2 separate regions of the Homo sapiens genome follow, and region 1 is linked to region 2. Evidence: chromatin contacts called from ENCODE Hi-C or POLR2A ChIA-PET data. All regions are on one chromosome and are shown on one strand. The core of a region is the stretch at or near the end of the contact, and the rest is flanking DNA. Distances in the headings are between cores, read along the strand shown.

Region 1 (3,561 bases), core at 803-3,302, 190 kb before region 2:
CTCTTCCCTCGATTCCAGCTTGAATGCCGTTGTATGAGGGGATCTCAAGGCAAGAGCTTCGCAAAGACAGACATTGCTGACTTACTGAGGAGGCATGGTGGACTCTGCCTTCTTGATTACATTGTTGAATTACCAAACTAACCTTGAGACTGGCCTCTTGTTTAGTGAACAACAAATATTATTATGCTCTTAGGCCACTATTTGTTGGGATTTCTGTTTCTTGTAGCTGAAAGAACATCCTATATGTGTAGACAGCAAACTGATAACTAGGGGTGTAGTGGCAAGGTGAAGTCCAAAGGGCCAGGTAGAACAGTAAGTAGGAAGAGAGGACCAGGAGCATCTCAGTATGCAGTATGGGGAACAGGCTGGGAAAATGTTGAGGAGGTGCTGGGAGCGTGTCAGCTGAGTTCCTGGAGGCCTTCCTCCATGTACTTCCAGCTGTGTGAAACAGGGGTGATACTGACATTTTAAAGAATCACTGTGGGGCTGGGCATGGTGGCTTACGCCTGTAATCCCAGCATTTTTGGGGGCCGAGGTGGGCTGATCACTTGAGGCCAGGAGTTCGAGACCAGCCTAGGCAACATAGCAAAACTCCACCTCTACTAAAAATATAAAAATTAGCTGGGCCTGGTGGCACACGCCTGTAATCCCAGCTACTCGGGAGGCTAAGGCAGGAGAATTGCTTGAACCCGGGAGGCACAGGTTGCAGTGAGCCGAGATCAAGCCAGTGCACTCCAACCTATGTGACAAAGCAAGACTCCATCTCAAAAAAAGAAAAAAAAAGTCTACATTCCTTAGCCTTTCGCCCTACCATCTTGCCACACACAGACATCTCTAGATTTTAGTTCTTTAAGGACAGTTCTATGCCATAACTTTTTGTCTCACGTAGTTCTTAGAATATCTTATATGCAATTTTTTTTTTGTTAGATGGAATCTCTCTCTGTCGCCCAGGCTGGAGTGCAGTGGCGCAATCTCGGCTCACTGCAACCTCCGTCTCCTGGGTTCCAGTGATTCTCCTGCCTCAGCCACCTGAGTAGCTGAGACTATAGGCATGTGCCACCACACCCAGCTAATTTTTGTAATTTTAGTAGAGAGGGTTTCACCATGTTGGCCAGGATGGTCTTGATCTCTTCACTTCGTGATCTTCTTGTCTCGGCCTCCCAAAGTGCTGGGATTACAGGCATGAGCCACCGCACCTGGCCACAATAATTTTTAATAACCCTTTATTCATAGACATGGATACTTTCTATTTTGTCCTTTACCTTGTACCTTATATATTTTAGTCAACTAGTCATGACTAGCATGTTTGTATAATCTTGTAACTTTATGTTGATATTTGTGGTTATAGAAATGACCAGTGCTATAGTTTTTAATAAATTAACAATTTGACCAACTATATTATTTTGAATTTAAGTCTGTATTTGTTATAATTTTGTTTAAGAGACAGGGTCTTATTCTGTTGCCCAGGCTAGAGTGCAGTGGCATGAACACAGCTCACTGCAGCCTCGTCCTCCTGGGCTCAAGAAATCCTCCCACCTCAGCCTCCCAAGTAGCACCACAGGTGCACACCACCACACCAGGCTAATTTTTTAATTTTTTGTAGAGATGGGGTCTTGCCATGTTGTCCAGGCTGGTCTTGAACTCCTGTCCTCAAGTAATCTTCCCACCTCAGCTTCCCAAAGTGCTGGCATTTCAGGAATAAGCCCTCGTGCCCAGGCTATAATTATTTTTGAAACAGTAATTTGTAACTAGCTCCACCTTTATAATTTCACAACCAGATTTTTAAATTGCTAAAACAGAACCAACTTCCTGGTTCATAGCGTTATCATTTTAAGAGACCACTGTATTAATCCTAATTGGCACTCTTGTATTCTTGGCATGTTCTTCATTCCACAACTTTGCTCTTTCCATTTTCTCTATCCATCTCTCTATCTATCAAGAATGCTCTCTTGTCTTCCCTTAACTGACTCTTAAACATTCTTCAAAGTTCAAGTCTCACATGTCACGTGAGGCCCTTCCTGACCACTGTAATCCACTGTGGTTTCCCTTCCTTTCAAGTCTCTACTGCACTTATGATCTGCATCACTCATTACGCATCTTTGGCTTGCACTATTACACTGTTAGTCTTCTTTGTAAGTGTGTCTGTGTAACCGAAATGTTTCCAAGACCTCTGCCCTTCTCTTTAGTGTTTAATAAAATAAATAAAGCCAGCTGGGCACGGCGGCTCATGCCTGTAATCCCAACACTTTTGGAGGCCAAAGAGGGGCGAATCACTTGAGGTCAGGAGTTCAAGACCAGCCTGGGCAACATGGTGAAACCCCGTCTCTACTAAAAATATAAAAATTAGTTGGGCATGGTGGCACGTGCCTGTAATCCCAGCTACTCAGGAAGCTGAGGCAGGAGAATTGCTTGAGTCTGGAAAGTGGAGGTTGCAGTGAGCCCAGATCGCACCACTGCCCTCCAGCCCAGGCAACAAGAGCGAGACTCCATCTTAAAAAATAAATAAATAAATAAAATAAAATAAATGAAGCTACTGCACATAACTTGGTTCTCCTAAGGGAACACTTGAATGTACTGACACTTCCTCCAAACCTCTACTCCCAGTGTAATTATTGATCCTCTTTCACCATCTTGCCTCCTACACTCGCTTTCCTCTTTTTTTTTTTTTTTTTTGAGATGGAGTCTCGCTCTTGTTGCCCAGGCTGGAGTGCAATGGCATAGTCTCAACTCACCGCAACCTCCGCCTCCTGGGTTTAAGCAATTCTCCTGCCTCAGCCTCCCGAGCAGTTGGGATTACAGGCATGTGCCACCATGCCCGGCTAATTTCGTATTTTTAGTGGAGATGGGGTTTCACTCAGGCTGGTCTCTAACTCCTGACCTCAGGTGATTGCCAGCCTTACCCTCCCAAAGTGCTGGGATTACAGGCGTGAGCCACAGTGCCCGGCCTTTTTTTTTTTTTTTTTTTTTTTTTTTTTAAAGACAAAGTCTTGCTCTGTCGCCCAGTCTGGAGTGCAGTGGCACAATCTTGGCTCACTGCAACTTTCGCCTCATGGGTTCAAGCAATTCTGCTTCAGCCTCCCAAGTAGCTGGGATTACAGGCGCCTGCCACCACAACCAGCTAATTTATGTATTTTTTTTTAGTAGAGATGGGGTTTCACCATGTTGGCTAGGCTGGTCTCAAACTCCTGACCTCAAGTGATCCGCCCACCTAGGCCTCCCAAAGTTCTGGGATTACAGGTGTGAGCCACCATGCCCAGCCACTTACCTCAATTCCCCAGATGCCTGAAAGGGTGAGGCAGCATATCTATGGAGGCCACTCCTGCTTTTGGAACCTGACAAGATCTAAATGAAACCTGAAAACCTAAGTGGCCTCATCCTGGGAGATACACACTGTGATGGACTGAAACACATTGTGTTAATTATTAATGCATTATTACTAGTAATAATTGTATTAATAACTATTCATTAACTATTAATGATTGTGTATATTATTTGATGTAAGTGATCCATGGGTGAAAACCAGGGAGTGGCCTGTGGTGTTATGATATATATATAGGTTTT
Region 2 (3,673 bases), core at 221-2,720:
TCATTATTTGAGGAATAATGAATTACTAGACTATAGTAAGAACAATAAGGAATATTGTTTGGAATAGTAAGGAACAAACATAACATAATGGGCCTCAATTTCATTAAACAGAATCATAGATTTTTTTTTTTTTTTTTTTTGAGATGGAGTCTTGCTCTGTCGTCCAGGCTGGAATGTAGTGGCGTGATCTCGGCTCACTGCAACCTCTGCCTCCTAGGTTCAAGCGATTCTTCTGCCCCAGCCTCCCAAGCAGCTGGAATTACAGGCACCCACCATCATGCCCAGCTAATTTTTTTTTTTTTTGAGATGGAGTCTCGCTCTGTTGCCCAGGCTAGAGTGCAGTGGTGTGATCTCGGCTCACTGCAAGCTCCGCCTCCCTGATTCACGCCATTCTCCTGCCTCAGCCTCTGAGTAGCTGGGACTACAGGCGCCCGCCACCATGCCTGGCTAATTTTTTTTAGTAGAGATGGGGTTTCACCGTGTAAGTCAGGATGGTCTCGATCTCCTGACCTCGTGATCTGCCTTGCCTCGGCCTCCCAAAGTGCTGGGATTACAGGCGTGAGCCACCACGCCCTGCCTAATTTTTATAGAGACGGGGTTTCACCATGTTGGCCAGGCTGGTCTTGAACTCCTGACCTCAGGTGATCTGCCCGCCTCAGCCTCCCAAAGTGCTGGGATTATAGGCATGAGCCATAGAATAGAATATTCTATTCTATGATTCACTGCAAAGTGAAAGCAGCCAGATATTACATGATAAAGGTCACATATGATTCCATTTATATGAAATGTCCAGAATCATGATATCTATACAAAAAACCAGAAAGTAGAGCATGGTTACCTAGGGCTGAGAGGGGTGGAAGGAAGGAGGTAATGAAAATGTTCTAAAGTGGGTCACGGTGATGGGTGCAGAACTCTATACTCAGAGCCACTGAACTGTATATGGTAAATGGGTGAATTGTATGGTATGTGAATTTTATCTTAATGAAGCTGGTTTTTAAAGAAAAGAACATATAAGAATCTTAAGTATTTTACGTGTTTAAGTGGAAGACAGTGGGAACTTTCTATAGCTAGAAGCAACTGTCATAACCCTACTCAGAATGTAAAAAGGGAGACACTGGGAAGGGCCCTTCAGTAGCTGCTGCCTCTGCTGGGGGAGCAGAGAGGACACCAAGAGTTTTCTGGGGAAAGGTTACGCAGTGACGGGGATGGAGACAATTTACTAGCTGGCCAAAAGGAGGAAGTGACAGCCATTGGAAAGAACCGAGGCAGGTCATGCTTCTCTAGAGACCAATGGGAAAGACGGATTCGATCTGGCTACCTGGAAACCTGCCAGGGTCGAAGGCTAAAGAGTGGAACTGGGAGGGAAGAGGGCAGGGTCGGGTACAGTAAGTGGGTCAGAGCAGTGCAGCCCAGTGACTCAGCACCGGGGACATCTGCTAGACGAGGGGAGCTGGTAAGGAAAGCCCCCCACAGCGGTGCCCACGGCTGGAGGATTAGGAACAACCTGGGCTCAGAGGACGTGTGTCCCTGCAGCTGCACTGACAGCCCCTTCTTCCTTATCTTCCAGGGCTGCCCCCAGAAGCAGCGCCATGTATGTTTGAAGATCTCTCTGTGGCTTCCAGAGGGAAGTTTCCTTCCAAGAGTTTGCTGAGAAGACTCAGTGTCAGGAATAATACAAGCTAGTATGTGCTGAGCACGTATTATTTGTCAGGCTATCTTCTAAGAACCTGTCAACCATCAACTCACTCAATCCTCTTAGAGAATGGAATGATTATTATCCCCATTTTGGAGATAAGCAAGCTGAGGCTCGGAAAGTATAAATTATACACTGTTGGAAGCTTGTACCTGGAGAGAACAGATGGTACCCAGGCAATCTGACTCCTGAGGTCTTGGCTACTATGAAGGGTGACACAAGATTCAGGCCAACTTAGGCAGCCCGGGACACAAGCACACTTGGGTAAGGGCTCTTATTATGGTAAGTGATGAGGATATTTAGAAAAAGTCGGGTTTCCACCCCCTTCAATCCCAGACTCACAAGTATTTGTTGCTCACAGTTGCCTGGTAACCTGAGCGATGCTGGTCTGTGTCGGGTGGAGCTGAGTGCATCTCCAGCGTGGTTTTAGAGTGTTACACACATCCGCTTCCCTCTTACATGGGTGGGACCAGTCTCTTTGTAATTTCCCATTAAATACGTATTTGCAAAAGGGCTGCCTCTTTGCCCGGCAGGCATTCCATGTGAGGTTACGGGCAGCAAGGATGGGACCAATTTTAGTGAGAGGAAAAAGCAACATCCCCTTCAAACAGAGCCCAGTGGCAGTTCCAGGCAAAAGAGGAGGACCAGATACCAAAATTAATCCCTCACCCCGTCCAAGTTGCCATTTTGAGAATGCAGTAGTAGCCTAAAGGGCAAGTCGTCCCTTTGGGACAGGATTCCGGGCAGACCTGTGCAGAAGAACCCTTCCCAACTCACCAGCCACCTCTGGGGACCAAGGCATCCCATGACAGCAGCCCATGACAGGATCTCGTGACAGGATCCCTCAATTATTTCACTTTAACTGCATAGAAAATGCCAAGAGAGCAGGTCATATTTCCATTTCCATTTCAGTGCTGTCTGTTACCCTGACAGGTTACAGGCATACCTACCTATAAGAAAAGGTATGGCTGTCCACAGTGTGTTTACATATGTACACACACACACACACACACACACACACACACAAACGCTCCACTGTGCCCTTTGAAGAGGAAGGAGTCTGTGTAAATAATCTCAAATAGTAGATAGATGAGAAATATTTCGATAAGTTTTGTAATTTAAAAAAAGCATATGCAGTGCTAGGTAATGAAAAGATGCATATGGAATTAGATTTACCTTCTTGATGATGTTATTAGGATTATATTTAAATGAGTTAATTAAATGTTTGTTGAATGAATTACCAACTATAAGGAGAACTGACCCAGGCATAAAGCCACAGGCATGAAAGACACAATTTTCCACGGCTCATTCTTAGGCTGGTTAAAGCTCCCTGTGGGTGTATCCCATACATATACCTGCTTGTTCTTCTTTGCTGGCATTTTTAAACTGAAAACTCCCAGGCAGATATTAGAGGCCATATGCAAACTCCACATGCTACATACAACCTCACACCTCCCGTGAGAGCTTAATGAGCCATAATTTCACCCATCCATTTACGTGGCAAATATTTGCTGCATGTGTCTGTCCACCCACTCTGGTCTGGCACCCCAATTTTGATCCAAGGTTATGCATCTGGAGTTCACGTGCTTAGTCTTGTTATCTGATCTTCCGTTTTCCTCCCCGCGAGGAGCCAGGCCTGTGGCGAGTTCCTCGTCATTCTGGTCTGGCCCCTGGATCCTCTGCCATTTCAGGGCACCCTGGAAACACAGCGCTCCTGCCCTCTGATTCTGCAACTCTCCTACCTCGTTCTCAAAACTGAGAATGTCAGCAGCTCAGTAAGCAAGCAGGATCGGTTGTGCTGAAGACTTTTCCTAACAAACAGGCCCTTCTTAACCCCTGCACTGGGTAAGGGGGACAGAGCAGGGGACCTTTCCAATAAATACCCACTTGACCCTATCACAAAGACTGCTGCAGGGATTAAAAGGAGAGGCTCCAGAGTCACTGCCTGAGTTCAATGCCTCAGCTTCTCATGTATAAAAT

What was found. Hi-C counts contacts between places; a loop is a spot of excess contacts on that map. ChIA-PET counts read pairs that join two places held with the same protein, here RNA polymerase II (POLR2A). Pooled maps may share reads with other maps.
Region 1: a loop to region 2 is called in a pooled map, with 2.9 times the contacts of the local background. The contact joins two enhancer-like sites. A Hi-C loop is called at or near these places in 1 of 168 maps with a recorded cell type or tissue (CD4-positive, alpha-beta T cell) and 6 of 50 pooled maps. POLR2A ChIA-PET finds 5 or more read pairs at or near these places in 4 of 52 experiments (AG04450, T-cell, activated CD4-positive, alpha-beta T cell and 1 more).

What each region holds. Positions count from the first base shown.
Region 1 is chr12:96,432,867-96,436,427 of GRCh38, reverse strand. No RefSeq gene overlaps it. Among named protein-coding and RNA genes, the nearest start is that of CDK17, 34 kb to the right of the region's middle. Within about 2 kb of position 2,052, at least 5 of the 41 ENCODE cell types and tissues checked have a DNase peak (open chromatin) inside an H3K27ac peak, as active enhancers do; they include CD4-positive, alpha-beta T cell, where a contact is called at or near this core.
Region 2 is chr12:96,240,473-96,244,145 of GRCh38, reverse strand. The region is part of intron 2 of ELK3 (ETS transcription factor ELK3); the gene reads right to left. Among named protein-coding and RNA genes, the nearest start is that of ELK3, 48 kb to the right of the region's middle. Within about 2 kb of position 1,470, at least 17 of the 41 ENCODE cell types and tissues checked have a DNase peak (open chromatin) inside an H3K27ac peak, as active enhancers do; they include CD4-positive, alpha-beta T cell, where a contact is called at or near this core.